Linked DNA regions of Homo sapiens: region 2 is linked to region 1. Evidence: read pairs that join two places in POLR2A ChIA-PET (ENCODE). Cell type or tissue: PC-9. All regions are shown on one strand. Links, peaks and the distances in the headings refer to the core of each region. The heading gives the core; the rest is flanking DNA.

Region 1 (7,596 bases), core at 1,070-6,069:
ATAAAGACAGAGTTTCACCATGTTGGCCAGGCTGGCCTCAAAATGCTGACCTCAAGTGATCCCCCTGCCTCAGCCTCCCAAAGTGCTGGGATTACAGGCGGAAGCCATCGCGCCCAACCCGTCTGGTGTATTTTATGCTCAGTGTAATGTTTTTGAGATTCATCCATGTTGTGGCATGTATTAGTGTTTCATTCCTTTATTTTTTATTTTTATTTTTTAAACAGCCAGGGTCGGCTGGGCAAGGTGGCTGACGCCTGTAGTCCCAGCACTTTGGGAGGCTGAGGCAGGTGGATCACCTGAGGTCAGGAGATCGAGACCAGCCTGGCCAACATGGTGAAAACCTGTCTCTACTAAAAATACAAAAAAAAATTAGCTGGGTGGCCGGGCATGGTGGCTCACGCCTGCAATCCCAGCACTTTGGGAGGCCGAGGTGGGCAGATCATGAGATCAGGAGTTTGAGACCAGCCTGGCCAACATAGTGAAACCCCGTCTCTACTAAAAATACAAAAATTAGCCGGGTGTGGTGGCAGGCACCTGTAATCCCAGCTACTCGGGAGGCTGAGGCAGGAGAATCGCTTGAACCCAGGAGGCGGAGGTTGCAGTGAGCCGAGATCGCACCACTGCATTCCAGCCTGGGCGACAGAGTGAGACTCCGTCTCCAAAAATAAATAAAATAAAATAAATAAATAAAATAAAAAATAAATCCTGTCCCAGTGGGGCTGATAGAGGGCAAAGCTCTCCAAGTCCTCCTCACCCCTTCTGCTGCCAAATGCCTCTCCTCTGGGTCTCGTCTTCCTCCTTTCGCTTCTTTTTCCGGAGGTCTCCGTTTGCCCAGACATGAATCTGAGCCACCCCCTGCCCTCAGGGGAATCCCTGTCTGTGGGCAACACAGATGATCAGCAGGTGACAGCTCCTCTAAAGGAAGTCACACAAAGCTATGAGGGAGCCCAGGGGAGGGAGGGGTCCATGCTACCTGCTCCTCCGTCGGCCCTCAACACTGATCTCCTGCCCTGCCCTGTCCTGTGTTTGCCACCTGGCTGATTCCCACTTCTCTTCCAAAAACATAATAATAATAAAGACGAGAAAGCCCAGGTGATCCTAAGGAAGACTTGTCCCCGCTCTGAGCCTCCATACCCAACTCGGTGTCCTGGCACAAAGATGAGTTTGGCTCACTGGTGTCCCCACGGTGCTTATGTGACCTGCTTGGACCCTCCCTGGGAGGACAGGGGACAGGGCTCCAGCCTGCCGAGCTACTTTCAAGTTGGGAATTAGGCCCCACTCACCGGCCACGGGTAGGTTGGGTGTCTGGAGCCTGAAGGATCCTTCCAGAAGCTAGGGCTGCTGGCCTGGCTCAGCCGAGGGGAAGAGGCTGTGCTTTTCCTCTGAGAAAGATGACGTTGCACTTTCATATTGAGGAAACCGCTTGTGGTTGGTGGTGGGGACTGGTTTTTATTTTTATTTTTATTTTTTTATTTTATTTTTTATTTTTGAGACGGAGTTTCGCTCTTGTTGCCCAGGCTGGAGTGCAATGGCGCGATCTCAGCTGACCGCAACCTCTGCCCCCGGGTTCAAGCGATTCTCCTGCTCAGCCTCCCAAGTAGCTGGAATTACAGTCATGCACCACCACACCCGGCTAATTTTGTATTTTTTTAGTAGAAACAGGGTTTCTCCATGTCGGTCAGGCTAGTCCCAAACTCCTGACATCCGGTGTTCCACCCGCCTCGGCCTCCCAAGTGCTAGGATTACAGGCGTGAGCCACCGCGGCCGGCCTATTTTTATTTTTATATCCCTAGATGTCTATGTCCCCTGCCTGGAAGTTTCCCCAGAGAGGGGATGTAGACGTCTAGGAACACAGAGGTCTCAGAACCTTCCCCAGGGAGGGGATGTACACCTCTAGAGATAGATGGGTCTCGGACCTCTGTTTTCTTGTCTGCAAAACAGGGATCATGATGGTCTGCCCTCGTGCAATTGTGAGGGTTTATTGGGGTTATCCACATAAGACCCTAAAAGAATGCCTGTCTGACCGGGCCCGGTGGCTCACGCCTGTAATCCCAGCATTTTGGGAGGCTGAGGCGGGTGGATCACCTGAGGTCATGAGTTCGAGACCAGCCTGGCCAATATGGCGAAACCCCGTTTCTACTAAAAATACAAAAATTAGCTGGGCATGGTGGCGGGCGCCTGTAATCCCAGCTACTCAAGAGGCTGAGGCCGGAGAATCGCTTGAATCCAGGAAGTGGAGGTTGCAGTGAGTCGAGATTGTGCCACTACACTCCAGCCCGGACGACAAGAGCGAAACTCCCTCTCAAAAAAACAAAAAAGAAAGAAAGAAAAGAAAAGCAAGAGATTGACTGGGGATGAGGTTGCTGAAGGATAAAGGAGGAGAAAGGCCAGGCGCGGTGGCTTAAGCCTGTAATCCCAGCACTTTGGGAGGCCAAGGCAGGCGGATCACGAGGTCAGGAGTTCAAGACCAGCCTGGCCAATATGGTGAAACCCCGTCTCTACTAAAAATACAAAAAAAAAAAGAAAAAAAGAAAAAGGAGGAGAAAGACCAGGAGTGGCTGGGAGAGACTTCAGACTGCAACGTGAGTGGGTCTGGGTCTGACACTGGAGAAAGGAGATGGGGAGAGTGGAAGAATCACAGACCATGTGCAGTTCTGAGAACCCCGGTCAGGTCAGCTGGGAAATGTGGTGCAAAGATCACCCATACGCAAGTCCATGGAGACCGAAAGCAAGTCAGTGGTTGCAAGGGGTGGGAAGAGGGGAGGATGGGAAATGATTGCTTATTTGGAGTTTCCTTATGGGGGTTATGAAACTGTTTTGGAACTAGATAGAGACGAAGGTTGCACAACATTGGGACTGTGCTAGACGACACCGAATTATACTTTAAAATGCTTAGAGTGGGCCGGGCGCCGTGGCTCACGCCTGTCATCCCAGCACTTTGGGAGGCCGAGGCGGGCGGATCACGAGGTCAGGAGATCAACACCATCCTGGCTAACATGGTGAAACCCCATCTCTACTAAAAATACAAAAAAATTAGCCGGGCGTGGTGGCGGGCGCCTGTGGTCCCAGCTACCCGGGAGGTTGAGGCAGGAGAACGGCGGGAACCCGGGAGGCGGCAGTTGCAGTGAGCCGAGATCGCGTCGCCGCACTCCAGCCTGGGCGACAGAGCGAGACTCCGTCCCAAAAAATAAATAAATAAATACATAAATAAATAAATAAATAAATAATTTAAAAATTAAATTTAACTTTTTTTTTTTTTTTTTGAGACGGAGTCTCGCTCTTTGGCCCAGGCTGGAGTGCAGTGACGCGATCTCGGCTCACTGCAAGCTCCGCCTCCCGGGTTCAAAGGATTCTCCTGCCTCAGCCTCCCGAGTAGCTGGGACTAAAGGCGCCCGCCACCACGCCCGGCTAATTTTTTTTTTTTTTTTTTTGTATGTTTAGTAGAGATGAGGTTCCACTGTGTTATTCAGGATGGTCTTGATCTCCTGACCTCGTGATCCGCCCGCCTCGGCCTCCCAAAGTGTTGGGATTACAGGTGAGAGCCACCGCGCCTGGCCAAAAAGTTAAATTTAATAAATAAATAAATAAACACTTTAGCACATTGACTTTAGAGGTGTCCACATTGGGCAGAAACGGCCAGGCTCTGCTCCCCACCCCATGCTTAGTCATCGGTCAAGGCTGCATAAAAAGAATGTAATAGCAATCCAAATCAAACACTGCTGAAGGTGCTACTGCTGGAGGCTGGAGACCAGCTGAAGTCCTCCCTGCTAATCAAGTTCTTTCAGGAAGGGTGAGCCACCTGGCTACCGTACTTGCCCAATGTCACTCAGCTACCGAGTGGAGCAGCTTGGGTCTGTCTGGCTGTAAAGTTTGGTTCCTTCCTATGTGCCATGCAATGCCCTTGAATATCCCTCCTTATCTTCACCCATCCAACCTTCTCCTGAAACATCCATTTATCTGTGCATATGTTCATGCCTTTGTGCATTCCTCCAGCTAGTTATTTCTCCACTCATCCACCCACCTGCCTATCCGGCCAGCCATTTGCTCATATGTTCTTTTTTTTTTTTTTTTTTGAGATGGACTTTTGCTCTTGTTGCCCAGGCTGGAGTGCAGTGGCGCGATCTCGGCTCACTACAACCTCTGCCTCCCGGGTTCTAGCAATTCTCCTGCCTCAGCCTCCCGAGTAGCTGGGGTTACAGGCACCTGCCACCATTCTACCTAGAAGTAGAATTACTGGGTTGTATAGTAACATTTTTAGGAACTGCTAAACTACTTTCCGCCATGTGTACACGATTTACACCATTTTACATTCCTGACAGCAGTGCATGAGGGTTTCAATCTCTCCACACCGGCAACAGTGCCTGCTATTATCGGTCTTTTTAAAATTACATTACAATCTTTTTTAGGGATGAGATCTGGCTTTGTTGCTGAGGCCAGAGTTCAGTGGCTATTCACAGGTAGTGTCATAGCACACTACAGCCTCGAACTCCCGGCCTCAAGAGATCCCTTTGCCTGGCCAGGAGTCATGCCTGTAATCCCAGCACTTTGGGAGGCTGAGGCAGGCGGATCACTTGAGGTCAGGAGTTGGAGACTAGCCTGACCAACATGGCGAAACCCCGTCTATACTAAAAAAAAAGAAAAATTAGCTGGGCATGGTGGCACACGCCTGTAATCCGAGCTACTCGGGAGGCTGAGGCAGGAGAATGGCTTGAACCTGTGAGGCGGAAGTTGCAGTGAGCCGAGACTGCGCCATTGCACTCCAGCCTGGGTGACAGAGCAACACTTCATCTCAAAAAAAAAAAAAAAGAGAGAGAGATCCTCATGCCTCAGCCTCCTGGCCTCAAGAGATCCTCCTGCCTCAGCCTCCTGGCCTCAAGAGATCCTCCTGCCTCAGCCTCCTGGCCTCAAGAGATCCTCCTGCCTCAGCCTCCTGGCCTCAAGAGATCCTCCTGCCTCAGCCTCCTGGCCTCAAGAGATCCTCCTGCCTCAGCCTCCCAGGTAGCTGGAATTACAGGCCTGTGCCACCGTCCCCCATTTGATGTGTCTTTCTGATGGTAATCATTCTGGAGGGTGTGAAGTGGTGTCTCCTTGTGGGTTGAATTTGTATTGCCCTAGTGACTAATGACGTTGGACATTTTTCCATGCATTCATTGGCTATTTGCATATTTCTTTGGAGAAATGTCAGATCTTTGTTCATTTTTGAAATTCGGTTGTCTGTCTTTTTATTATTGAGTCATAAGAATTTTTTTTTTTTGAGGTGGAGTCTCACTGTGTCACACAGGCTGGAGTGCAGTGGCATGATCTCGGTTCACTGCCATCTCCACCTACCAGGTTCAAGTGATTCTCCTGCCTCAGCCTCCGGAGTAGCTGGGATTACAGGTGCCTGCCACCATACCAGGCTAATTTTTTTTTTTTTTTTTGTATTTTTAGTAGAGACAGGGTTTCACCATGTTGGCCAGGCTGATCTCGAACTCCTAACCCCAGGTGATCCACCCGCCTCAGCCTCCCAAAGTGCTGGGATTACAGGTGTGAGCCACCGTGCCCGGCTTAGGGATTCTTTGTGTTTTTTTTAGATGGAGTCTTGCTCTGTCGCCCAGGCTGGGGTGCAGTGGCGCGATCTCGGCTCACTGCAAGCTCCGCCTCCTGGGTTCATGCCATTGTCCTGCCTCAGCCTCCCGAGTAGCTGGGACTACAGGCGCCTGCCACCATGCCCGGCTAATTTTTTGTTGTTGTTGTTTAGTAGAGACAGGGTTTCACCATGTTAGCCAGGATGGTTTCGATCTCCTGACCGCGTGATCCGCCTGCCTTGGCCTCCCAAAGTGCTGGGATTGCAGACGTGAGCCACCATGCCTGGCCAAGGATTCTTTATATATTCTGGATTATAAGGCGATCATTATCAGATATAATGATTTCCAAATATTTTCTCCCATTCAATGGATAACAATCCTCTTTTGACCTAATATTCCCTCTTTTCTTCAGGATCTGACTTCTTGCATTGTTGTGGTTAGTCATTGACTCATTCAGCAATTTTTTTTTTTTTTTTTTTGAGGCTGAGTCTTGCTCTGTCACCCAGGCTAGAATGCAGTGGCTCAATCTTGGCTCACTGCAACATCTGCCTCCTGGGTTCAAGCGATTCTCCTGCCTCAGCCTCCCTAGTAGCTGGGATTACAGGCGTCGCCATCACACCCGGCTAATTTTTGTATTTTCAGTAGAGACAGGGTTTCACCATCTTGGCCAGGCTGGTCTCGAACTCCTGACCTCGTAATCCACCCGCCTCAGCCTCCCAAAGTGCTGGGATTACAGGCGTGAGCCACCGCGCCCAGCCTCATTCAGCAAATCTTTATCTCATGCCAGTGATATGCCAGGCACTGCTTTTTGATATTGAGACTCAACTCTGAACAGGACAAGGGTCCTGCCCTCCTGGCACTTATGTTCTAGCAATAAACGAATAAATAAAGAGATATGTAGTGGTAGCCAGGGGGAGGTAACCTGTGTAGCCACCAGGGGCCCCATTCTCAGAAGCGACTTGCGCTGACTTAAAGCTCTGCTACTGGCTGGGTGCAGTGGATCACACCTGTAATCCCAGCACTTTGGGAGGCCGAGGCGAGTGGATCACAAGGTCAGAAGATTGAGACCATCCTGGCCAACATGGTGAAACTCCATCTCTACTAAAATACAAAAAATTAGCTAGGCATGGTGGGACCTTACCAGGGTGAGTGGTGGGAAGAATAGTTCCAATAAGGTGAGAGAGGTAATGAGGGGACAAACTGGGCGGGGCCCGGGGGCCATTGTAAGAAAGTTAGATTTTTTTTTTTGAGACGGAGTCTGGCTCTGTCATCCAGGCTGGAGCACAGTGGTGCGTTCTCCGCTTACTGCAACCTCTGCCTCCCGGGTTCAAGTGATTCTCCTGCCTTAGCCTCCCAACTAGCTGGGATTACAGGCGCCCGCCACCACACCCGGCTAATTTTTGTATTTTTAGTAGAGACGGGGTTTCACCATGTTGGCCAGGCTGGTTTCGAACTCCTGACCTTGTGATCCGCCTGCCTTGGCCTCCCAGAGTGCTGGGATTACAGGCGTGAGCCACCACGCCCGGCCTAGAAAGTTAGATTTTAATCTAGGCGTGTGCTAATTCAGCACAGCAACTCCAGAAAACGATAAACATTTACTTCACCTGGTTTTTATGGGTCATACATTTCGGAACGGCTTAGCTGAGCGATTCTGGTTTTGGGGTGCTTGGAAGGTTGCAGTAAGACATGGACCAGGGCTGCACAGCCACCTGAAGACTTGATGGACACCGGAGGATTATTGCCGGGGTGGCCCAAGCACGTGGCTGACGAGCTATCGGGAGGCCTCAGCTCCTCTCCGGCTGCTGGCTTGAGGCTTCAGTTCCTCGAAACATGGACCTCTCCGCAGGGCAGCTCCAATGTCCTCTCTCTCTCTCTCTCTCTCTCTCTCTCTCTCTCTCTCTCTCTCTCTCTCTCTCTCTCTCTATATATATATATATATATATATATATATTTTTTTTTTTTTTTAAAGACAGGGTTTCGCTCTTTGGCCCAGGCTGGAGTGCAGTGGCGCAATCTTGGCTCACTGCAA
Region 2 (6,265 bases), core at 1-5,000, 250 kb after region 1:
TTTTTTTTTTGAGATGGAGTCTCGCTCTGTCGCCCAGGCTGCAGTGCAGTGTTGCAATCTCAGCTCACTGCAACCTCCACCTCCTGGGTTCAAGCAATTCTCCTGTCTCAGCCTCCTGAGTAGCTGGGACTACAGGCGCCCGCTGCCAAACCTGGCTAATTTTTGTATTTTTAGTAGAGACGGGGTTTCACCTTGTTGGTCAGGCTGGTCTCGAACTCCTGACCTCAAGTGATCCACCCACCTCAGCCTCCCAAAGTGCTGGGATTATAGGCATAAACCACTGCACCCCGCCCATCATTATTTGCATAGGGCAAGAGAGAACCATCGAAGGTGCTGGGGGAAAGCAGGATGTCAAGAGAAGGAAAGAGAAAGGTGTTTAAGGAAGATTAGCTGAGAGATATCCCTCTTCCTTCCACTCCTGGAACCTAAATAAACGGGTAAAAAGAAAACAACTGGGCCAGGCGCGGTGGCTCATGCCTGTAATCCCAGCACTTTGGGAGGCTGAGGTGGGTGGATCATGAGGTCAGGTGGTCACGAGATCAGGAGTTCAAGACCAGCCTGGCCAATATGGTGAAACTCCATCTCTACTAAAAACACAAAAATTAGCTGGGTGCGGTGGCAGGCGCCTGTAATCCCAGCTACTCGGGAGGCTAAGGCAGGAGAATTGCTTGAACCTGGGAGGCGGAGGTTGCAGTGAGCTGAGATCGTGCCACTGCACTCCAGCCTGGGTGACAGTGCAAGACTCCATCTCGAAAAAAAAAAAACCAAAAAAACAAAAAACCAAAAAAACCCAACAACTTGAAGATGTGTAGAAATTGAAACTTCCCACCTCACCTCCAATTACCTGCAGTTTCTAAAATATGTAGTAATGGCCAGGTGCAGTGGCTCATGCTGGTAATCCCAGCACTTTGGGAGGCTGTGGCAGGAGGCTTCCTTGATCCCAGGAGTCCAAGACCAGCCTGGGCAACATAGGGAGACACCATCTCCACAAAAAATTTAAAAATTAGTCAAGCATGGCCGGGCACAGTGGCTCACTCCTGTAATCCCAGCACTTTGGGAGGCCGAAGCAGGAGGATCACGAGGTCAGGAGATCGAGACTATCCTGGCTAACACGGTGAAACCCAGTCTCTACTAAAAATACAAAAAATCAGCCGGGTGTGGTGGCGGGTGCCTGTAGTCCCAGCTACTCGGGAGGCTGAGGCAGGAGAATGGCGTGAACCTGGGAGGTGGAGCTTGCAGTGAGAGGAGATCACGCCACCGCACTCTAGCCTGGGTGACAGAGCGAGACTCCGTCTCAAAAGAATAAATAAATAAATAAATAAAATAAAAATTAGTCAAGCATGATGGTGCACACCTGTAGTCCCAGCTACTTGGGAGGCTGAGAAGAGAGAATCCCTTGAGCCAGGAAGTCGAGGCTGCAGTGAGCTGTGATCGCACCACTGCACTCCAGCCTGGGCAATAGAGCAAGATCCTGTGTCCAAAAAAAAAAAAAAAAATCCTGTAGTACCTACCTCCTAGCCTTTGCCCCTGTTTTTTCTTTGTCTGGTGTTGTCTTCTCACAGATGTTTCTCTCTCATACCTGGTTCCCTCCATCTTCATTCAAATCAAACATCGCCTGGCCAGAGAAGCCCCAACCCCCAGTCCTGCTCTGCCATCATACTGTCTGGTGGTTTACTCTTGGTAGCCCTTATACCTGGTGCTATATTGCATCCTGCTAGGACTTTTTTCAATGATGTAATGTTCTAGATCTGTCCTGTCCAATATGGCAGCCACCAGCCACATGGGGCTCTTTGGCCCTTGAAATAGTGAGACTGAGGCCGGGTGCAGTGGCTCACGCCTGTAATCCCAGCACTTTGGGAGGCTGAGGCGGGTGGATCACCTGAGGTCAGGAGTTCGAGACCAGCCTGGCCAATGTGGTGAAACCCGTCTCTACTAAAAATACAAAAAATTAGTTGGTTGTGGTAGCAGGCTCCTGTAATCCCAGCTACTCGGGAGGCTGAGGCAGGAGAATCCCTTGAACCTGGGAGGTGGAGGTTGCAGTGAGCCAAGGTCGTGCCATTGTACTCCAGCCTGGGCGACAAGAGTGAAACTCTCTCTCTCTCTCAAAAAAAAAAAAAGAGTGAAGAGTGTGACTGAGGAACCGAACTTTTACATTTATTTCATCTTAATGTCTTTACATTTCCATATTCTAAATTTAAACGGAAATAGCCACGTGTGTCTGCTGGATATCATATTGGACAGTGAAGATGTAGAATATCCCATCATCACAAAAAGTTCTCCCAGACTGGGCAAGATAGCAAGACTCCGTCTCTGCAAGAAATGAAACAATCAGCTGGGTGTGGTGGCATGCACCTGTAGTCCTAGCTCCTTGAGAGGCTAAGAGGATTGCTTGGGTCTGGGAGTTTGAGACTGCAGTGAGCTATGACTGCACCACGGCACTGCAGCTTGGGCAACAGAGTGAGGGAAGAAAGATTATGGAAACTTTTCTGAGAAAAAAAAAAAGTTATGTTGGACAATGCAGGGCTAGAATTCCAGCTCTTTCAGAGGAAGGTATTGGACTCCTCCTCAGTGCCTAGTACCACCGCTGACACAGAGTAAGGGTGTGGTAGAGATTGACTGAGTAAGGCGCGGAGCTTCCACAGGGCAGTGGTGAGGATAATCGCGCGGAGCTTCCACAGGGCAGCGGTGACGATGATCTATCTTCTCACATTCCTGTTTCTTCTCAACCCAGCCTTCACCGGCTTCTTGCTTGGTTGAGGGCCACATATTTTCTGATGCATCTGTGTCCTTCCTGCTCTGAACCCAAGTTCAGAGTTGGCTGGACAAATCCTGACTCGCCCCAGCGCCCCCAGCCTGCCCCACCTCCACAGAACACCTCGCTCTCTTGGATTTCACGAACTCACATTTATTCACAGACAGACAAAGGGACAAGGACAGACCTTTGCTCACTGGGGACCCCCAGGGTCTGGCAGTTCCAAAGAGGTGATGGTGTCCAGTGTGTGAAACGGGGGACAGGGAGGCGGGGGCGTCCCCACCAGTCTCCATCCCTCTGGCCAACTGTCCGCCGCCTTTTTTTCCAAGTCGTCCTGCCTTAAGACACATGTTGGGGTGAGCGGTTCCTAACCAGCATCAGGGGTTCTGGGGGCGGGCGATGGGGGAGGAAGGGGCAGTCCAGGGCCCCCCACTCCTTAGTGTCAAGGGCGTGAAGGGGACGGGTGGGTAGACAGAGGAGGTGGCTCCTTCAACTTCCCTCCTCCATTCTGCAAACCGGGGAGCTCAGGCGGAGCGGCGGAGGGCAGGGCGGCGAAGGTCAGGAGGCCAGGCCCCCCAGCCCGCGCAGGTGAGCCTTGCTGTCTACCTCTTCCTCCTCCATCTCGAAGGCTGAGTGGTCTTGGCTGTCGAAACAGGAGGCGCTGAGGAAGACAGGGGGAGCCGGCGGGGACTGGGGTGGGGTCCCCGGAGAGGGCGGCTCTTCCTTAATGTTTGCGAGGGGCAGCGGGAGCCCTTCTTCCTCCTGCTCGGCCTTCAGGGGCGGCGGGGGCGGTGGCGGCGACGTCGGGGCCTGGGCCTGCAGTGCCTGCAGCGCGGCGGCCCTCTCCAGCTCTGCGCGGTGGCAGCGCTGGTGGCGCAGGAGGCTGTAGGCGCGCGAGAAGCGGCGCGGGCAGCGGGGGCACGGGTGCGGGGCTGGGCCCCCCGCGTGCACCTGTGCGTGGCGCGCCAGGTCGGCCAGGCGCTTGAACTCCCGCTGGCAGCGCACGCACTGGAAGGGGCGCGCTCCCGAGTGGGTCACCCCGTGCTGCCGCAGGTGCGCCCGGCGCCTGAAACCTTTGCCGCACTCTGGGCACCAGAAGCGGGGCTCCCCGGCGGGGGGCCGAGCCGGGGCGGCGTCGCCTCCGTTCTGCCCTTCTCCCCCTTCCGAGGCACCCCCGCACTCCGCCCCCTCGCCCCCCTCCGGCCCCTTGGCTGAGTTCCGTGCACCCGAGGCCTTGTCGTCCTTCTTGCCCGCCGCGGGCAGCGGGGCCAGCAGGCTGAGGGGGCCGTGGACGCGGCGGTGCTGGCGGAGGTAGGAGGCGAGGCGGAAGGCCAGGCCGCAGTCTGGGCACACGAAAGGGCGGTCGGTGGAGTGGACCAGCCGGTGGCGCGACAGGGACCAGGGCCTGGCGAAGGCCTTGAGGCAGATGGAGCACTGGTGTCGCTTGGGGCGTGGCGGGGGCCCCCCTTCCCCTTCCTGTTCGCCCTCGGGGCGCAGACACGGGTGCGCCTTGAGCTCGCCCTTGGTGGCGAAGGCTTCGCGGCAGCGCAGACACAGCAGCGTCCAGTCTGCCTGGAGCAGGACCTGTTTCTCCTCCTGCCGCCCGGCCGCCAGCGCCAGCTCGGCCCTCAGCTCTGCTGCCCCGGCCTCGGCCTCCTCCGACTCCGACTCCCGGGGCTCCGCGGCGCTGGTGGGCGCAGCCAGCGTGGAAGGCTCCCCCGCAGGCCACGTCTCAGGCCACGCTGCGACCGCCTCCTCCTCCGTGGCCCCTGCTGCAGCGGTGGTGGGCGGCTCCGAGCCCTCGTCCTGCGGGCCCCAGCTGGGTTCGGCCGTCTCCTTGGCCACCCTCTCGATGGCCAGCTCGACCTCGCCGCCCGCGTGCTCCTGAGCCAGGTGGCGCCTGAGCTGGGCCGGTTCTGGGAAGGTGCGGGGGCAGGCGGCGCAGCGCAGCGGGGGCTGGGGCCCGTGGCCGCGCAGGTGGCGGGAAAGGTGGGCCGGCCGGCGGAAGGCCTTGGGGCACAGCGGGCAGGCGTGGGGCCGGAGCCCCGAGTGGCTCAGCCGGTGCCGGGAGAGGTAGTAGGGGAAACGGAAGAGGCGGCCGCAGGTGGGGCAGGGCAGGGGCGCCCTAGGGGCTCCAGCGCCCCCCCTGCCACGGCCACGGCCCCGACCACGGCCTCGGCCACGGCCCCGGCCTCGGCCACGGTGAGGTGGGCTGCCCTGGGCGGGTGGAGGAGGCTGCGGATCCATGCCTGTGGGGAGAGAGGGGAGAGATGGGAAGCGGGGCAGAGATAAAAAGAGGTGCGTGGGGTGTGGCAGAAAGAGAAGCAGAGACAGTCAGAGATGGAGAGGCAGAGAGGGTCAGGTATTTAGCCAGGAGAGAGATATGAGACAGAGACAAAGATGAGAGACACCGAGGGGAGGCCAGAGATGGAGAGACAGGAGGAGAGAGATCAGAGACAGAGCGACAGAGCAGGGAATAGAGACAGGAGAAGGCAGAGATGGGAGACACAGAGAAGTGGGGATGGACAGACAGAGACCAGGAGTCGCAGAAAGACAGGATGGTGAAAGGCAGAGCAGAGAAGAGACAGAGGAGAGTGAGGAACACCCAGCAGAGAGACAGAGACACAGAGAAGAGGAAACAAAGAGACTTGGAGAACCAGAGGCAGAGATAGTGCAAGAGCAGAGATCAGAAGAGCAGTGGCGGGTTGGGGGCCGGAGAGACAGGGAGACAGAGACACAGAGGGAGTGAACTGGGCAGAGGCACGGAGGGGGACAAAGTCAGCGAACCGCTTCTGCTCCAGGTCCCCCGGCCAGGCTGAACGTTTTGGGAGGGGCTGGGACACAGCCCATGGGGCCTGAGTGGAGGGGGTGGGATTTGAAGCCGGTAGGCCCCGGAAATAGAGTGTGTTCTCAGATGCCAGGGGCTGGGAGAGGTCGGGGAGTAGGAGGGTTCAGACTTCTGGTCTGAGTTGGGAGGGGGCTAGGGGCCCAGACTCTTGGGACTGATGGGGATGGGAGCTGGGGATTGAGACTCCTGGGTCCAGGTCATGACGGATTGGGGAATCTGGACTCTGGTATGGAGGAGGTGTGGATTCCTGGGTCCCGGTGGAGGAGGGGCTGGGGAGGGGGCTGGGCTCCCAGGACAAGGGGGAGGCGGGGGCTGGGGACCCAGCTGCCGGGAATCCCCAGGGAGGAGGCGACTGAGGGCCGGACCCCTGGACTCGGGAGGGAGGCTGGTGGGGGTCGGGGGTCCCAGGTCCTAGAGGGGGGCCGATCTCCTCCGGGCCAAGCCTGCAGCTCCCCGAAGGCATGATCAGCAGAATTGGGGCCGGGTCGAGGCCTTGAGGATTTCTCAGCCCTGGGCCTGGGGCTTGGTCCTGGTCGCTGGGGCTGGGTTCTTACCTCGCCTCCTTGGCTCCTTTCTTCCTTCCCCACGGCCGGCCAAACGCGGACGGTGGTGGCGGGGAGGGAGGGGGGCCTGAGCGTGGTGGGGGGTGGAGGAGGAGGCTGGGC

The links. Peaks named below come from ENCODE experiments on the same cell type or tissue, not always from the same donor. Only the 100,000 strongest peaks of a DNase experiment are listed, where the experiment ranks them.
Region 2: POLR2A ChIA-PET joins it to region 1 with 7 read pairs; 4 of 35 experiments call an interaction of 5 or more read pairs at or near these places.

The regions. Positions count from the first base shown.
Region 1 is chr19:55,323,989-55,331,584 of GRCh38, forward strand. TMEM150B (transmembrane protein 150B) reads right to left here and starts at 1,353. Exons shown (of 8, transcript NM_001282011.2): 1 at 1,284-1,353. In PC-9, for the core only: no CTCF peak of the experiment used is centred there; DNase peaks (open chromatin) are centred at 3,723 and 6,003; H3K27ac peaks cover 1,007 bases.
Region 2 is chr19:55,574,641-55,580,905 of GRCh38, forward strand. ZNF579 (zinc finger protein 579) reads right to left here and starts at 6,208. Exons shown (of 2, transcript NM_152600.3): 1 at 6,155-6,208; 2 at 2,134-5,001. The coding sequence starts at 4,999. The coding sequence ends at 3,311. In PC-9, for the core only: no CTCF peak of the experiment used is centred there; no DNase peak of the experiment used is centred there; H3K4me3 peaks cover 118 bases.